Regions from separate parts of the Mus musculus genome. Here region 2 is linked to region 1. The links are chromatin contacts, found by Hi-C or POLR2A ChIA-PET in ENCODE. All regions are on one chromosome and are shown on one strand. The core of a region is the stretch at or near the end of the contact, and the rest is flanking DNA. Distances in the headings are between cores, read along the strand shown.

What was found. A loop is a pair of places that touch in the nucleus more often than their neighbours do. ChIA-PET counts read pairs that join two places held with the same protein, here RNA polymerase II (POLR2A).
Region 2: a loop to region 1 is called in a map of gastrocnemius, with 2.1 times the contacts of the local background. The contact joins the enhancer-like site here to the promoter of E130006D01Rik in region 1. A Hi-C loop is called at or near these places in 2 of 37 maps with a recorded cell type or tissue (gastrocnemius and left cerebral cortex). POLR2A ChIA-PET finds 5 or more read pairs at or near these places in 3 of 5 experiments (Patski and embryonic stem cell).

The regions. Positions count from the first base shown.
Region 1 is chr5:111,757,822-111,763,949 of GRCm38, reverse strand. It overlaps E130006D01Rik (RIKEN cDNA E130006D01 gene), which reads left to right and starts at 2,222. Exons shown (of 4, transcript NR_045834.1): 1 at 2,222-2,314.
Region 2 is chr5:111,798,413-111,804,184 of GRCm38, reverse strand. It overlaps Gm36535 (a long non-coding RNA gene), which reads right to left. Exons shown (of 2, transcript XR_003955955.1): 2 at 1-3,314. Among named protein-coding and RNA genes, the nearest start is that of Gm36535, 7.9 kb to the right of the region's middle. Within about 2 kb of position 4,489, at least 1 of the 3 ENCODE cell types and tissues checked has a DNase peak (open chromatin) inside an H3K27ac peak, as active enhancers do.

The DNA.
Region 1 (6,128 bases), core at 973-3,472:
GCCTGAATTTCCTTCCTATTCTTTATGACCTATTGATCTGCCATCCACTTCCAGGTACAGGTTCAGGAGGGCCCAGGCACTGAACCCTGTTCTCCGATCTTCTGTCCACATGACCCTGCTAAGACCTAAAATGAATGTGGTGCGACTCCAGGGCCTGTGGTCTGTGGAGGTCAGACATGCAGTGTGGCGGCTGTCTGGATCACAGCCCACACCTGGAGAAAGGACGCATCTCCTCTTCACTCATCCCTCATTCTGTTCCAATACCCCATCTAACACAGTGGATGTGTCAGGCCACTGTGCAGAGGGTTTAGAGCAGCAGCTCACATTGTGGGTACCGGGCAAACAGACACTAAACGCTGCATGGTGCACACCACTGGGCTCTTCAAGCCTATGCTTCTAATCCACAAAGCATTCGTTTGACTAGCTACTCCGTTCTATGCTGTTCCGTCTGGAGCCGTCTCCTTGCGCGACATCCAGCCGGAGCGGCCACACCAAGTTCTCTCTGCTCCTGGCCCTGTAGCCAGACTGACTCTGGGTAAGGGTTGGTCCTAAATAGCTAAGGGGAGCTGATAATAGACAGTTCAACCTTGAAACAAGGAAGTGGGGCAGCCTGCTTCCCAGTCTCCAGCCCCTTTGCGAAGGAAGTGGAGGCTTTGCTGCTGCCCCAGCCCAGGAGTCCTGTCGATTACCTCCTGGATAGAGAGAGAGACTGGATGACAAGGAGCTAAGTGTTCCCATAATTCCTAAAGAAGGCTGGACCCACCTGCTTGCTGGGAGCAGGTCAACAATTGAGCAGTGCTTCCAGGTTACCCCACACAGTGCAGGAACCTCAGCATGTCCTGGTAATGCCAGGGGCAGCAGCATGAGTAAGGGATGCTATGTGCCCTGTAGCAGATCTGCAAAGAGGCCAGGCTGGTGGGCAGTGCTGGCCTTCCTTCCAGCCCCTCTTTGACGAATGTGGTTATGGAATTTGCTTTACTAACCGGACTGTTAGTAGACATCATGCCGTCAAAGACAGAGGTCCGAAGTGTGTGTCTGTATTTCTGTGGCGCACGAGCTCTCCCTTCTTGCCTAGGCCCTGCCATGAGACCTCAGGACAGGTCTGACTCAGACCTGAAGCCTGCAGCCTGCAGCCTATAGCTGAGCCCCAGAAGGGACTGCAGAACTTAGCACAAGCCTGGGCTCCCCAGACCCCTAAACCAAAAAGAGCAGTAAGCGCTGTTGTGACCAGTGATCTGCGGAGACCACTTATCATGTAGTAGTAGCAGTATAGTAGCTAGCTGGTACAACGAATTGCTGTTCCTGGGTTCTTATGACAGACTGCCAGGCATAGTCCACGATGCTAGATAAATAAGTGTCCCTAAGACTCTGTAACTGTCGTAGTTTGTGTAAAGAGAATCACTCTACCACAAAAGGATGCATTTTTAGAGTCTAACCTTAGACCATAGCTGTCTATACTAAGATGTTGACTAACCATAACTGTGTTTAGCATTAATAGCCTCCCTGAGATCACACCCTCTCTCTCACAGCCAGAGCCAAGGCCCGTCCTTCTCGAGTGGGGTCAAGTACCCTCCCAGGACCACCCGCCCACATCCACCAACACGCCAGCCTGCCTCTCCTTGATGTTCGCCAGGAACCAGAGAGAAGTGTTGAATATGTTCTTGGCTACTTTTCCTTGCAACTCCCAGCGGCCCTGCTTACAAACTGAATCAGTTATCAGCTAGTTAGACTGCAGTCCCGGGAGGCGCCGCCCGCATACGGATGGGGCGCATGCATTATTCAGCGAGGAGCCGGGAGAAATGAGCAGCGCGTCCAGAGCCAGAACAGCAGTGGCAGTAAGGGAATAATTAGCGGGCTGTCACTCCTCCTTGTCAGGGCTTCCTCCCTCAACACATGAGGGAAAATAAAAAAATAAATCTTATTTTTTTTTTTTTTTTAAGAAGAAGAAGAAGAAGAAAAAAAAAGGCAGAGTGGATCATCTTGCTCCCGAGGCAGCTGGTAGGCTAAAATGTGACACCAAAGAAGCCAGAAGCTGGTCGCTGGTTTGGTTCACAAAGCCAAGGCCTGGAGACCCCCACCCCACCCCCACACACACCATTATCTTATCGACTCTCCTTCCTGCTTGGTGATTCCCGAGTGCAGCCCCGCCTTTCATTCAGATGTCCACGCGTTTCCATAGCACCAGAAACGAAATGTCTCCTTGAAAGGGAAGGGTGGTCCTGGGAGGGGACATTAGGACTTAGCACGAGAGCCACCGGGCTCTGGGCTGCGGAGGAGGTTGGAGGTGACCTTCCAGAAGGAACGTGGGACAAGGGTGAGGAGCTGGAGTCCAAAGCCAAGCTGGCTCCTTGGGGGGTTGTGTTGGGGGGGGGGGGGACTGCGCATAAGATTATTCATGAGTTTACGCACAGAAACGAATCATTTCGCTGAGTGGCTTCCTCTTTCTCAAGGAAGCTATTTTTATTTATCTATTAATATCTTGCTGGAATTTTTTCAGGGGGGGTGCGGTTGATACACGCTGGTTTGTCATTTAAGGTGTGAAGGTCTGGGATATGGGGGGAAGGATCGGTGACCGCCCCCTCCAGAAAAATAGCCAAGAACCAGTGAGAGGAGTGGTAGGAGGGGCCAGGATGGCTTTGTGTTTGATCTGTGCCTCTGCTCCTAGGAGACTTGAGACTTTCTTGGCTTTCTGCCCTTCTGATGCTGTGGCACTCACCTCATCGGGACAGGAGTTGCTTTGTATAAGAAGCGGCTGCAGGAACAGGCAGACACACAGCTAAGAATGACCCTGGGGATCCAGAGCAAATCAAAGACCCAGGAGACGCCAGGCTCAGCTCTAGGGTGGCTCTCATTTGGTAAACATGTCATGTCATAAGAACCCCTCTGCTCTGTTAGTAAAGCTCACCTTAGGGTGAGAGGAATTTTTTGTTTTTGTCCTACAAAGTCAGAGTTAAAGGGAATGCCTTCATGAGCCCAGACTTAGAAAGACCATTAACAGGTACACCACTGCTTTTTTTACCTGATCCTGGCAGACATGACTAATCCATGCTAGAGCACTCAATGGACATCTAAGCCTTAAGAGGATGCCAAAAGGAAAGAGGTGCTACCGGGAAAAAGCTCTACGAGACCCTGTATTCATGGGCGTGGGAGGTAGCTGATCCTCAAGGGAGCAGGAAATAACATTGTGGAATTAGACTATATACTCTGAAACAGCCAAGCAGTTCTGCAGAGGGAGACTGAACCGGAGTTAAGATAGCTGTGACCTCACACAGGACTGTCTGAGTCTGAGGCCTCAGCTCTGCCATGTAAGAAACATGTTTGGGGTAGAGATTCAATGGGAAGCAGCATGGAGAATCTAATGGGGTGCCTCATTTCCTACACGTTGCTTCCCTGGCTCAGTATACTAGCCACATTGAGATCATGTGCTCTGGAACAGATTAGCAATGTCTGCTTGGGCACTGAGAAAAGAAATACTGTTATGCTTGCTATGGTACCTTATGCCTGGCAGACACCTGCTCAAGCCAATTGTGATCCTGGGAATTGTCTCAAGCCCTTTAGTTAAATTTAGCTCTCTTCAAACTTCTGCTGCTTCCTTTTATTATTTCTTTCTTTCTTTCTTTCTTTCTTTCTTTCTTTCTTTATTTATTTATTTATTTACCATGACCCTTCCTCATTGCATTGGATCTTCAGGGGACAGGCCAGGATTCAGTCACTTTCTGTCCCCAACAGCCAACACAATGGTTGGCATATCCATAGTATTCCCCACGAACATTGGTTGAATGAAAAAAATGATTTTATCCTTAGAAAATCTGACCCCTTTCTGGGCCTGACGTCAGGTAGTCAACCCAAACTGACCCTTATTACATACATACATACATACATACATACATACATACATACATACATACATTTGTGTTTGTGTGGGTGGTGTTGGTGGATGCACACATGCCATGGGGTTTCTGGGACTGAATTCAGGAATGAAACATGAATGTTAAGACACCTCTGCTTCCCACATTATCCCTTCTGGGAGATCCTTTCTGTCTTCCCATACTTTCCTTGCATGCAGAGGCTCCGAAAATGGCCTTCAAGGGAATCCTGTGGTACACACCATCCTCCCTTTCTCCCTGTGTCTCCCAGAGCTCTGCATGGAAGGCTTTAACTAGAGGGAGGGGAGGGTGCCAAGGGGCCTTGGGACACTGCCACCGGGGAGGGGAGGAGGCTGATGGCAGAGATATGGACAGCTTGGCTAGTGGCCAGCAGAGACATTGTAAAAACCGAATATCCAGCCAGGTGAGACAAACAGAACCCAGTGATAGACCACTTCTTGAGGAATAGTGGTGGGCAGTCTCCACACATCCCAGAGATGGTTCTAGCCAAGTGCTACCTGTAGCCCTGTGACAAGAGCCTTTACCAAATTTGTATTAGATGGGATGGTTGGTCCTGGTTGTCAGCTTGATGGGATTTAGCATCACCATGGAAACAGAGCCCTGATCATTTCTGTGAAGGAACCTGGACTGGACTGAGGTGGGGAAACCTACCCTGATCATGGGTGGCACATCCTGTGGGCTGCGGGCCCAGACTTGGTAAAGATGAGAACTCAGCTGAGAACTATTTCCCTCTCCTTCTCTGCTGTGGATGCAGTGTGACCCGCTGCCTCATGCTCCTGTTGTGACCACTCCTGTCTCTCAGGCATCTGTGGATTTGCTGGTGTATGACCCACTGCAGGAGCAAATCATAGCTGACACCGGCTCACTGCAGAGAAAGGACCTCTGTGTGGTCCCATGGGGTGTCTTCAGGAGTGATAAGGATGGCCCTCAGAGTTTATGTGTCCAGCATGAAGCTGAAGTATGTGGGCAGATGGTGTCTGTATCTGTGGATCTCTGCAGGCAGCAATGGGTGTTTCATGGACATATATAATGTAAATCATACATGTTACACAGACATATAGGATGTGCAGTGGGGTGCAGACACTTTTTTTTTCTTAGAATGAGGACATTGTCTGAAACCTGACTTTGTAAAATTACATCAAAGCATTAGAGAATCAGTAACTGAAAACCATGGGGCCGTATGATGGTGACCAGTCTTGGACTACAATATAATTCCATCCCCATTCTATTTAGATAAACTTGGCTTTTCAGTCTTGTCTGCAAAATGAGATGAAGGCCTCTAGAGGCCCCAGAAGTGCTGAGTTGGTCCTTGCAAACCCTTAACTGCACAGTGCTAGGTAGTTGGCAATCTTTTTGAACTTGTAGTATTGTTGTTTATTGAACACAGAGCTCATGGTGGATGCCACCATGAACCTCTGGGGAACTTCATACTCATTCCATTTTACAGATGAGGGCATTTGAGCTCGGAGAGATTGAGTCCCTTGCCTCAGGTCACACAGTAGAATGCTCCCATAAACCTGTAACAAATATTTCTTGGCTACCAACAAAACAAAGGGTCTCTCCAATGTTATGCCAACCCCTGATTGGATACCTGTAACCCTGCATCCAACTGGGAACCATGCAGACAGTAGAAGGTTTTCTTTCCTATTAGAAGTCGAAACACTGGCAGTGGTGACATCACGGACCCTCAGTTCTCTGCAATAGAGAGAGGTCTCTTGGTAGCTGAGTCCAAAGCCAGGAGCATGGAAGTGCAGACATGATAGTCTGCCCTTACTTTCTACTTGACTGAATCTGGAGTCACCAAGGAGACACACCTCTGGATGTGTCCACAAGTGAGTCTCCAGATCAGTTAGTTGCCTGAGGTGGGAAGTTATCTGAATGTGCATGGCACTGTTCCAGGGGCTGAGGCAGTCCCAGAGTGAACACGAAGGAGAACTTGAGCTGTGTATTAGTCATTATTTTCTTTATCTGCTTCCTGACTACAGACATGGTGGGCTAACTGCCCCCCACCTCCAGCATCATAGCATGACTCTGCTCTGATGGACCACACCCACCCATCTCTATGATGACCACAGCCTCCCACTGCTATGATGAGCACACCTACCCATCTCTATGATGACCGCACCCACCCATCTCTATGATGACCACACACACACACATCTCTATGATGACCACACCCTCTCACTGCTCTGATGGACCACAACCACTCATCTCTATGATGACCACACCTTCCCACTGCTA
Region 2 (5,772 bases), core at 3,240-5,739, 38 kb before region 1:
GATCAAGGTGGGTGTGTGGGAGAGATAAATCCACTGTATGCCTTCAGCTCCATTCTACATGGGTCAAAAGGAGCCTTGAGGTAGAGGGCCCATGGGCTCTGGAAGACAGAGCCCTGTCTCTCCTGCCTCTGCCTACTTAACTTTCTAGGCTACCAGGCTACATGTACCAGCTATGATTGGCTAACTCCAAAGGACTGTACCAGCTATGGCTGGCTCACTGCACGCCACACATAGGAGCCCCAGGAAGGACACGACACTTCTCCTCCCACACCAGGGGACCCTGGGGATTTCCACTAAGCAGCTGTAGAGGAAGGATATCACTAAGAGGGTGGGCTTTATAATTATCATGGTTTTGCTGTGCTGAGGATTGAACCCGGGTGCTTGCGTTTGGCAGACCCTACTAAGTCCTGAGACGGCTGGGGAGGAAGACATGGGGCGCTGTAGACAGCTCACCTGGCTGCTCCTGTCTGACTTACGGGATGGCTCTGGAAGCCTTGTCCTTTTTGCCTCCTGCAGATCAGTCCCAATGTGACCCCCTAACCCTAACCCTAACCCTATCCCTATCCCTATCCCTATCCCTATCCCTATCCCTATCCCTATCCCTATCCCTATCCCTATCCCTACCCCTAGCCCTAGCCCTAGCCCTAGCCCTAGCCCTAGCCCTAGCCCTAGCCCTAGCCCTAGCCCTAGCCCTAGCCCTAGCCCTAGCCCTAGCCCTAGCCCTAACCCAACCTCACCCTCTTTCAACGGGTGCCAGTAAACAAGGTCTCCATGTGCCTTTGCCTTACAGATGAAGGCACCAAGTCCAGGTACTCCACTGAAGCCACATGGCTCCTGAGGCCAGGGGAAAAGGACACTAGGCCATGAAGTGACCTCAGCGAGGCCCCCATACCCCATGAGTATTGAGGCCTAGTGGCATGCTGTAGAGAGCTGGTAGCCTCTCTCTTAGTGCTAGCATGGACTCTGTCCTTCATTCTGACTTTGCCGGTTCCTTGTTATGTGGCCCTGGGCAAGTTGTTGTTTTTCTCTTGAGTCTTTGCTTTCCTCGTCTTAAAAATAGAATTACAGGCACCCTTTAATGGCTAAGTTAGGGACATAAGAGACAAGTCAGATAAAACCCCAGACACTGGGAGGTTCCCTCAAAGGCCATTCCCTCTATGGCATTTCTGTTTCTTCCTCATGGGTGATAGATACACTATTGACTCAGCCATTTAGCCTGGATGCCCCCCCACCACTGGCCTCTCGCCCCACATTTCTCCGCAGTGTAGAATGATATTAAATCAGAGAACCCAGGGCTTGTCTGTCGCAGAAGCTCTGGGGATGCTTTGTGCGCACTGTCTCTGCAGGGTTTCAAGCTTCCCTTAGAATGCAGAAAGCTTTCCCTCCTTGGAGCACAGGGAGATATGGGGGATGGGGTACTTCTCTGAGCAGTTGGACATCACAAGATAGCACTAGCCTTGAAGCCTCTGAGTGAGATCAAGCCCCTAGGTTTTCATCCTGGGTTGCCATTCATTTATTCCTGAAGATGCCAAGATATAGCTATGGTCACTGTTCGTGTTTTAGTAGTAGGGTATTTTTCAACTTGAGGGGGATTTTCAAGAGATGTGTGTAGCTGTGACTAGGGTTGTATCTGTGCCTACTTGACTTCTGAGATCCACCTCTGTCTACTCTCGTTGTCCAGGACTCCCTTTGGTTCTCAGGGTCAGACACACCCAATCTGTGAGGCATCATTTCAGAAGGAGACTGGAGAAGAGGGAATGACCATCTGGTGCCATGCACCTGGCTGAGAGCAGCCCAGTGTGGACCCTGATCTGCTCCCTGGGGTTCCCAGCAGGACCAAGCTCCCCGTGTCTGCCATAGTCATCTGTTCCTGAACATAGGGACCAGGTCTTTATTTCCTGCCGCTCACTGCCCTGGATTCCAGCATCCTGAATTCACCTTGAAAAGAAGCCACCCACACCAGATCCTTCTCTGTAGCTCTGCCCCAACAGTGACTTCAGATACTCCTATAGACTGACATCATTCCCATTCCAGAGATAGAAGATGTGGGGCCAAGGGGCTGGGGAGTGTGTTCAAGGTCACAGAGCTCTGGAAGTCACAGAACCCTCTCTGTTGGTTAAAATGGTAATGGTGTTTTTGTTTGTTTTAAAAGATACATTTGTTTGTTTGTTTGTTTATTATATGTAAGTACACTGTAGCTGTCTACAGACACCCCAGAAGAGGGCATCAGATCTCATTACGGATGGTTGTGAGCCATCATGTTGTTGTCGGGATTTGAACTCAGGACCTTCGGAAGAGTAGTCAGTGCTCTTAACCACTGAGCCATCTCTCCAGCCCCCAAAATGGTAATGTTGTTGAATGGACAGTCTCCAGCATCACCTAGGAGTCAGACCTCTGGGCCTGTCTGTGACGGAATTTCTAAGGTTAGGTTAACTGAGATGGGAGATACACTCTAAATGTGAAAACCACCATCCCTGGGCTAGGATCCAGGCCTGGATACAAAGAAGAAATTGAACTGAGTACCAGCATTTGTGACTGTGGATGCCATGTGTGGTCTGCTTTCTCATGCCTTGTCTTTCCTGATGGGCATGATGTCCTCAATCGGGGACAGAATAAAACCCTTCTCCTTCTGATGGCTCTTGTAGGATATTTCTTCACAGCAATGAAAAAAAAAAACAAACTATTCTAAGCTCTCTAGAGCCCTGCCCTTTAAGCTTCCTCACTACTGCACCAGCCATCGGCGCTGGAAAGCATTTGTCCCAGGGCCTTTATTGTGTGCAGAGGAAACCTCAACCCCATCTGAGACAGGCTTGGTGATAATGCTGTTCTCAGAGGAACTGGGGTCCATGAGACACAGCTGGGAACATGTACTACAGCAGGAGAATTGGGGGAACCCTGAGACACAGCTGGGGACACACACTGCAGCAGGGGACATGGGGACCCTGAGGCACATCTAGGGACATGCACTGCAGCAGGGAACATGGGGTCCCTGAGGCACAGCTGGGACATGCACTGTAGCAGGGGAATTGGGGGACCCTGAGCCACAGCTGGGACATGAACTGCAGCAGAGACAGGCTTGGTGATAGCTTTGTTCTCAGGGGAAGTAGGGTCCCTTAGGCACAGCTGGGGACATGCACAGCTCCAGCTTGTCTACCCTCGATCCAACTTACCATGTGGCCGATGGAGAAGCCTAGAGGAGTATGGAACTCGGGCAGAAGCCAGCTTCTCTCTGTGGATCTGAGCTTCCTGACTATTGATGTCCCCGAGCTTGAGACTCAGTTTCCCCACTTTCAAAGTAGAGACCTCCCGATGACCTAGGAATAACTTCCGTGTACAGAACAGTCGACACTTTATGAGGTGACCCTCACAAGCCACTCAGCACAGCGCCCCACCATGGCAGTTGGGGGACACACACTCTGTAGCATCTATCTCGAATGAGCCCTGTGAACAACCTGGTTCATGATGACAGGATGCAGCCACCATGCGCAGGGTCCCTGAGTGAAGACGTGACAGAGTTGAGCAAAGGGTGTGTCTGGAGCACAGCGGACGCTCTGCGAATGAGCACTAACATCCGTGTCAAGTGTTATTAATTGTTATCAACATCACAGACACTGCTGACATCTGTATTGGGTACCTAACATTCACAGTCTAGGAGAAATGATCTCTGAGTTCCTGACATCTGGGGACTCTGCACATCACAGGGGAGAGGATGCTTCCATTCAAGGGGTTTCCTTCAAGAATAATGAGGCCATCGTTTGATGGGTCAAACACCAGGGACCCTGGTATGTGAGAATCCAGAAAAGAAAAGAATGACCCTTAGGATCAGTGTCTCCCAAGCACGGCCAGGGGTTGACTTACACTGTTGATCTGACGCTCAAATGGAACTGGGTGTCCTGTGTTTCCACTTGCTAGACCATAAAACCACTGGTATCCATGACAACAGCTCCTGTAACTTGAGGAGCCCAGTGACTCCCCAGGCTGCAGAGCTGGCCTGCCAAGGCTCTTGGCCTAGGCCCTGGGCTCAGTCACTTCCTGTGGCTGGCTGTCTTGAGCAGGGCTGGGCTTCTCTGCTCAAGTCGCATTAGGCCAGCTGTCTTGACTCCTGCGTCCTGGTGGATTCTAAAGTCTGTGGACGATTTTGTACAAAACTCAGGAACGTGGACCTTGCTGTGTGCACTTCAGGGTCCCAGGCGAGCCACCTGCTCTGGCACACCGTGGTTGGGTCCCCGGGCCCCGGCTGTGGTTGTAATATGACCCAGTCCAAGGCAGACGGGTGCTGACTTGCAGTGAGCAAAGCAGCCAGGACAGAGCAGCGTGGAGAAGGAAAAGAATCCGAGATGAGGCAAGCCTGGCCTCGGGTGACCTGGCCCGAAGGCGGCCAGCCAAAGCTGGGTGTGGAGACCTTCCTACGCACATCCTAGGCTGGCAGAAGGCTCTTGAGGTCAATGCCAAGGTCAAAAGCAGGCACTGAGTCACCTGGAGATGGGATTCAGGACTCTCTGTCCCAGCCCCAGCCTGGCCTCTTTCTCTGGCTTGTTGCTCTTCTCCTCCCTCTAGGCTGCCTCTGCCGAGAGAGGGTCCCTGAGTGGGTCCCTCCAGCCAATACTCTGGAGGCATCCCACCCTGGACTCGTGCTTTTAAAGCTGGTTTCTCTGAGTTACAGGCCAGAACTGGGTTCCCAAGCCAGGCTCTCATCACAGGAGAGGCATGGCTAGTGACCTTCAACTGTGGACCTTATTCAAACAGTGCACAAAACTCTGATCCTAAGGAGAGGCTCAAGCTGCAGATAAAAACCCCTTCCTTCCTTTTCTTCTCTCACTTCTCTCCCTCTGCCTTTCTCCCCCTGTCTCCCTCTCTTGAGGAAGGAAGGGCTCTTAGGAATGAGACAATTTACAAAAGGTTCTGCACAGCCAAGGCATCTCTAGAGCATTCTCAGGGCTCAGAATGATCGGAGGCAAGGAAGGCAGAGCGCCTGGCCAAAGGCCTGCAGCTCCATACGAGGGCTCTGCCGTGGCTGTGCAGCCTCTAAGGGTTTTGCTCTCCTGGTTTGGTTTGGATTAGATCAGAGGGGCCAGTCTGGGGGCCTAGTTGAATATCCCTGTGCTAGCCCATCCCTGAGAGTGCTGGTGCTGGGACATGGAGAAGAACAAAGTATAAGGACCCATAAGGACCATCCATGGGTGTAAGTAGGAGGTGACGCCCGCTGGGGAAGCCCCGGGGTCGGTGGGAAGGCACAGTATAAATGTGTCCATCATGGGGAGGATACCCCACCACCTTCCAAGCCACTAGAACCAGGAACCCACTATGTTGGAGGAAAGAAACTTTGGAATCTTCTGTGGGTGCAAGGCAGAGTCCTGGTCCCCTTCCTCTACTGATTCAGACTTAGACTCACACTATCTGTCTAGAGATATAACATATCGGCCAGTCTTTAACAGACATTCACGCTGCCCTGGTGTGTAGAAGTGTTTCCAAGCTTCACCTATACTGAGAGAATTGGAGTTCAGAGAAACAGTGAGCCACGTGAGAACACACAGCAGGATTCCCTGGGAACCAGAAGACAGGACAGGCTTGTTCTGGAGTGGATGGATGGATGGATGGATGAGTGGACACAGACAAATGGATAGATGGATAGATAGCTAGATAATAGGTGAAGAGATGGTAGATAGATGATAGATTAGATAGATGACAGATTGATAGAGGGATTCATAGATAGATAATAGATAAATAGATACATTATGATAGATTAGATAAATAGATGGTATGTTGATAGAT